2 separate regions of the Homo sapiens genome follow, and region 1 is linked to region 2. A link is an interaction called in ENCODE POLR2A ChIA-PET data of the cell type or tissue named here. Cell type or tissue: B cell. All regions are shown on one strand. Each heading gives the region's core, and the rest is flanking DNA. Links, peaks and the distances in the headings are about the cores only. Region 1 overlaps CUX1 (cut like homeobox 1). Region 2 overlaps CUX1 (cut like homeobox 1).

Evidence for each region. ChIA-PET counts read pairs that join two places held together with the same protein. Peaks named below come from ENCODE experiments on the same cell type or tissue, not always from the same donor. Only the 100,000 strongest peaks of a DNase experiment are listed, where the experiment ranks them.
Region 1: POLR2A ChIA-PET joins it to region 2 with 7 read pairs; 4 of 35 experiments call an interaction of 5 or more read pairs at or near these places.

What each region holds. Positions count from the first base shown.
Region 1 is chr7:102,087,636-102,090,447 of GRCh38, forward strand. The region is part of intron 4 of CUX1 (cut like homeobox 1); the gene reads left to right. Among named protein-coding and RNA genes, the nearest start is that of SH2B2, 200 kb to the right of the region's middle. In B cell, for the core only: no CTCF peak of the experiment used is centred there; no DNase peak of the experiment used is centred there.
Region 2 is chr7:101,987,125-101,989,936 of GRCh38, forward strand. All of the region lies in intron 2 of CUX1 (cut like homeobox 1), which reads left to right. Among named protein-coding and RNA genes, the nearest start is that of CUX1, 170 kb to the left of the region's middle. RefSeq lists enhancers at 1-1,019, 1,809-2,618, 2,514-2,563 and a silencer at 965-1,259. In B cell, for the core only: no CTCF peak of the experiment used is centred there; a DNase peak (open chromatin) is centred at 1,237.

The DNA of each region.
Region 1 (2,812 bases), core at 244-2,743, 100 kb after region 2:
TACACCATTTCACATACAATATAAGAATCTTATAATACATTGTCACTTTCTCACTCTTGTTCTTTTGTGCATTTTTACTGATTTTACTTCTACCTATACTACAACGCTATAATACATGGTTACTATTTTTTCTTTAAACCATTAACTTTTAAAGAAATTAAAAATGAAATTATAATATTTTATTTTTACTCATCTATTTACCATTTCCAGTGTTGTTTATTCCCTTGCGTGGATTCAAGTATGCACGTGAAATCATTTTCTTTTGGTCTATAGATCTCCTTTTAACATTTATTATGATATAGGCACACTGGCAATGAATTCTGTTAGCTTTCATTCATCTGGGGAAAAAATACCTTAATCTCACCCTTTTTTTTTTTTTTAAGACAGAGTCTTGCTCTGTCACCCAGGCTGGAGTGCAGTGGTGCAATCTTGGCTCACTGCAACCTCCATCTCCCAGGTTCAAGTGATTCTGCTGACTCAGCCTCCCCAGTAACTGGGATTACAGGTGTGTGCCACCATGCCTGGCTAATTTTTGTATTTTTAGTAGAGACGGGGTTTCTCCATGTTGGCCAGGCTGGTTTCAAACTCCTGACCTCAGGTGATCTGCCTGCCTTGGCTTCCCAAAGTGCTGGGATTACAAGCGTGAGCCACCGCGTCCAGCCACCTTCATTTTTAAAGAGTATTTTTTGTCAGATATAAAATAGTTTCTTGGGTCTGCCAGTCATGGTGGCTTATGCCTGTAATCCCAACACTTTGGGAGGCTGAGGCGGGCAGATCGCTTGAGGTCTGGAGCTGGAGACCAGCCTGGCCAATATGGTTAAAGCCCTGTCTCTACTAGAAAAACAAGAATTAGCTGGGTGTGATGGTGCACACCTGTAATCCCAGCTACTCGGGAGGCTGAGGCAGGAGATTCTCTTGAATCCAGTAAGCAGAGGTTGCAGTGAGCTGAGATCGTGCCGCTGCACTCCAGCCTGGGTGACAGAGCAAGACTCTATCTCAAAAGAGAAATAAAATAAATAAAATGAAATAGTTTGTTGGTGGTTTGGGTTCTGGTTTTTTCTCTCTCTGGACTGACTGTTTCTGAGACAGGCGATCTCCAGTAATTCATATATATTTTTTTAACCTATATACAATTAATCTTTTTCTCTTCACCATTTAAGATTTTCCTTTTCTAATTTTGATTTCAGAAACTCTCTTACGCTTACTGGTGTTCTTTGGGTTTATCCTGCATGGAGTTTGTAGAGTTTCTTGAATTTTTAGGTTTATAGCTTTTATGAAGTTTGGAACATTTTGCCACTGTTTCTTCAAATACACCCTTTCCCTCTTTCTGGGAAATGTATGTTTGGTTGCTTAATTTTGTTTCATAGGTTGCCGAGGGTTTACTAACTTTTTTTTTCAATCTTTCTGTGTATTTCTGTTTGGTTTGTTTCTGTGACTATATCTTTAAATTCACTGATCTTTTTCTTTCACTGTGTCTAATCTATTGTTCAGCCAATCAAGTGAATTTTTTCCATTTCACATACTTTAAGCTTCAGAATTCGATTTGATTCTTTATGTTTTCTGTTCCTCTCTGTATTGTATTCATATTTTTCTTTAAATCCTTGGACATGCTGATAATAGATGTTCTAGTCTGCTTCTTCCATTATCTCTTGTCATTTCTGGTTCTGTTTTTATGAAGTGATTTTTCCCCTGATCATCCTGCTGCTTTGCATGTCTAGTAATTTCCTATTGAATTTTAGACATCATGAGCTTTAACTGGATTTTGTTGTCTTATTTAAGTTTGGGCAGGCAGTTAAGTTACTTGCAGGTCAGTTTGATCATCCTGAGACTTGTTTGTAGCTTTTTGGAGTGGATATGGGCAAGCCTTGAAGATGAGTTTAGCCCTCCACTCAGGTGGGACACTTCCAGTGTCTTTACTCTTCAACAAGTCCTTGCTCTTCAACAAGTGTGTCCTCTCTGGCTGGTTGCAGTTGGAAAGTCCTCCAGCCCTCAAACTGTGGGAGGTTTTCAGCTCAGACTTTCCTTTCTATTCTTGCCTGGCCTTAGGAGTTTCACCCTGTGCATAGGCACTTTAGCTCTTGGCAAAAGATCGCCTCTCTGCAGATTTCTGTAGCTCTTGTCCCTCCTTTTCACACTCTGCCTTGCAAATTCCAATTGCTGCAGCCACCCAATCTTGTGATGTGTGTCCTTCAATGGACAGGGAGACCATCACACTCCGCTTGGGTTTTTTTCTTCATTGTGATGCAATCCAGAGAGTTCTTCCTGCCAGGAAGGGTAACATAGAGCTCATCTCATTTGCTTCCCTTCCTTCAGGGAAGTCTTGTTCCACCAGTTGTCCAGCGTCTGTAAATAGTTGTTTCATTGACTTTGCCTAGTTTTCTAGTTGTTTATGACCAGAGCACAAGTTGAGTATCAGTAGATCTGTCATGGCCAGAAGCAGAGACTCCAAGTTCTGTTAATTTTGATTTTTGGTTTTCATGGAAATGGCTGGAAAAAATAACTTACAAAGATAAATAGATTCAAACCAAAGAAACACATTATTGGCTATCTTTACAAAAATAGGATTCATATTTATGAAATCTAGGTATAGGTTGAGTGTCTTTTATCCAAAATGCTTGGAATCAGAGTGTTTTGGATTTGGGATTTTTGAATTAGGGATATTCAGCTTGTACTAATTATGAGAAGGTATTTGTTGAAACTCAGCTAGTCAATTTTCATTTTCCATGATACCGTTTTTTTTTTTGTTTTTTTGTTTTGTTTTGTTTTTTTTGAGATGGAGTCTCGCTCTGTCACCCAGGCTGGAGTGCAGTGG
Region 2 (2,812 bases), core at 106-2,605:
CACCTGCATGGGTAGCCCATGGGTAGAGTTGCAGTCATCTGTTTGCTTTCGATTCACTCCCGCATCCCGACACAGTGCCCAGCACATCATCGATGAATGAGTGTGGGGCAAATGCTTGCACAGAAGTCCGTGCGTGAGCCACGACGGTAAACAGAGGCGCTCCTCTTGTCCTAATGTGGAACTCCCCAAGCTACGGGAAAGGGGTGCATATGGACCGCTGCTCACTCACGGCTCAGATACTTCCACGGTAATGGGTTGGCGACAGTGACTCAGCTTCTCATAGGTTCAAGCGGAAGAAATGGTGAGTCCTGGAGCACTGCTTGCTTTGAAGTCTGTTTCAGACTAGGGTCATGTTTCAAAGTTTTTGAATTTCTTTTTTATTCAAAAGACATTTGATGAGTTGACTATTGGGGGAACCTTGACCCCGGTGACTCCGTGGGACAGGGGATACCCCCGGGGTCCCTTATAAGCCTGCTGACTCACCGCCTGTTCTCCATCTTCTGTCTTCCACATTAGAAGCAAGGGCGGGGACATTGCCTTTCCCGGCCGCTGCGGTGTCCTGGCGCAGGGCACGTGCCTGAGGGCCCTTGGTCATCCGAGGGAGGACTGCACCAGGGACATCAGAGTGCTGATCTTACAGGAAACGGCAAATGAATGGAATTGGTCTGACTCCATATTACTCCTTACTTAGATGTAAAACAAATACACATGATTTTTCATCCTAGAAGAAAGTCTAAACGAACTCTTGACAAAAACAGCCAAGTTCAGAGAAAGCTGACTCTGTTGGTGTAAGAAGCGTTTTTTCAGGCTGGGCTGCTGGCTCATGCCTGTAATCTCAGCACTTTGGGAGGCCGAGGCAGGTGGATCACTTGAGGTCAGGAGTTCGAGACCAGCCTGGCCAACATGGGGAAACCTCGTCTCTACTAAAAATAGAAAAATTAGCTGGGCGTGGTGGCGCATGCCTGTAATCCCAGCTACTTGGGAGACTGAGGCAGGAGAATCACTTGAACCCGGGAGGCAGAGGTTGCAGTGAGCTGAGATCACGCACTGCACTCCAGCCTGGGCAACAGAGCGAGAATCTGTTTCAAAAAAAAAAAGAAGAAGAAGCTGTTCTCCGTGAGTCAGCCCCGGTGTCTGATAAGTGTCTGCAGCTGACAGCTCAGAGCTGGTGTCAACCCACTTTGGAGGCTGGGGTGGGAGGCAAGAAACCCAGACAGAACCCCTCCTGGCTGCAAAACCTCCAGGCTTAACTGTGGCGCCCACTCCATGGTGGGTCTTAACTCTCCTGAAAACACTTCATGGGCTGTGGGCCTCTCGGGTGCTTCTGCGCCAGCTCTTCCTCTTCACCTCCTGCCACAGATCTGTGTCCCCAGGCTCTCCTGTGTGTCTCCCTGCTCCTCCTTTCCCTCCAGGTCCGATTCCACAGCCCTGGGCTGCCTTTCCACCTCTGCCTTCTCTGGGGTATGTCCTCGCCTCTCCTGTCACCATTGTCCTCAGGGATCTTCCAGCTTTCCAGGCATTTGGAAAGAGGCCTCCATACCTTGATGTGGCCTCCCAGGTTCCTTGCGACAGAGTCCTGCGTCGGGATACCAGGGGCTGGGCGCGGTGGTTCATACCTGTTATCTCAGCACTTTGGGAGGCCAAGACAGGAGGATTGCTTGAGGCCAGGAGTTTGAGCCAGCCTCGGCAGCATAATGAGATTCCATCTCTACAAAAAAATAAAATTTAGCCAAGTGTGGTGGCATGCACCTGTGGTCCCAGCTACTCGGAAGGCCAAGGCAGGAGGATTGCTTCAGTCCTGGAGGTTGAGGCTGCAGTAAGCTATAATCGTGCCATTCCAGCCTGGGAAACAGGGTGAGATCCTGTCTCAAAAAAAAAATAATAATAATAATAATAATATTTGTAGGGGAAGGACACTCAGATTTCCTACTGGAAGCAAGGCTTCCTCATTCCATCAGATTCTGCTCCTCCTCCAAGGCTCGGCTCAGGGGCCTGCCCCTCCATGAACCTTCCCAGCCCTCAGCCCCCTTCCTTCCTATTCCCCCAGCACCGACGTCACCTCATCCTGCCCGACTCTGTAGCATGCAGGCCTCCGTCCTCCACCCAGCTGCAGAACCGGAGACCTCAGGTGGTATCTGGTTCCACGTGTCCCCAATGGCACCTCGCCTGGAACGATGTCTGCGCCGACCAGTGATAACAATCGAAATAGCAGGCGTGGCTGACCGTGTGCCGAGGCTCGGCGTGCCGCACTGGCCAGCCGTGATTTCATCTCAGCCTCTAGCATCCTGCTGGGGTAGGTTAATAATCCCTGGATTTCTCAGATGGGAAATGTTAGGAAAGTCTGTAAGCCCCCATGGAAGGTCCCGGAGCCCAAATTCAAACCCGAGTGGAGCGTTCTGTTGCTTCACTGTGCTCTGGTGTGAATTTTAATGTAAGGCCCTGGCATTTAAGAGCTCGAAGACACCATGGAGGTGGAGAGCTCAGCCCTGTCATTGGATGGAAGCTGAGACTGGTGAGATTCTCACCGGGGCTTTTGCAGGGAGTTTGGGGGAATTTTGAAGGTGGTACAGGTGTTCTGACCCCAACACCATCTCCTCCAGCTGGGCCACACACTTATTTCCTGCTCCTACCCCCGTCCTTCCCACCCCTTGGATTCTGGGTGTACAGAAGAGTGGGCACATGCTAAGGTCAGCCCTGGGTTAGCCTCATGGACAAGGTGGGCCTGGAGCAGGAACCCGCCTGATAGAAGACACTCAAAGTCTGTCCGTACACGCTCGGTGTGGGCATCGCTTGCACGCAGGTGCAGCTTTTG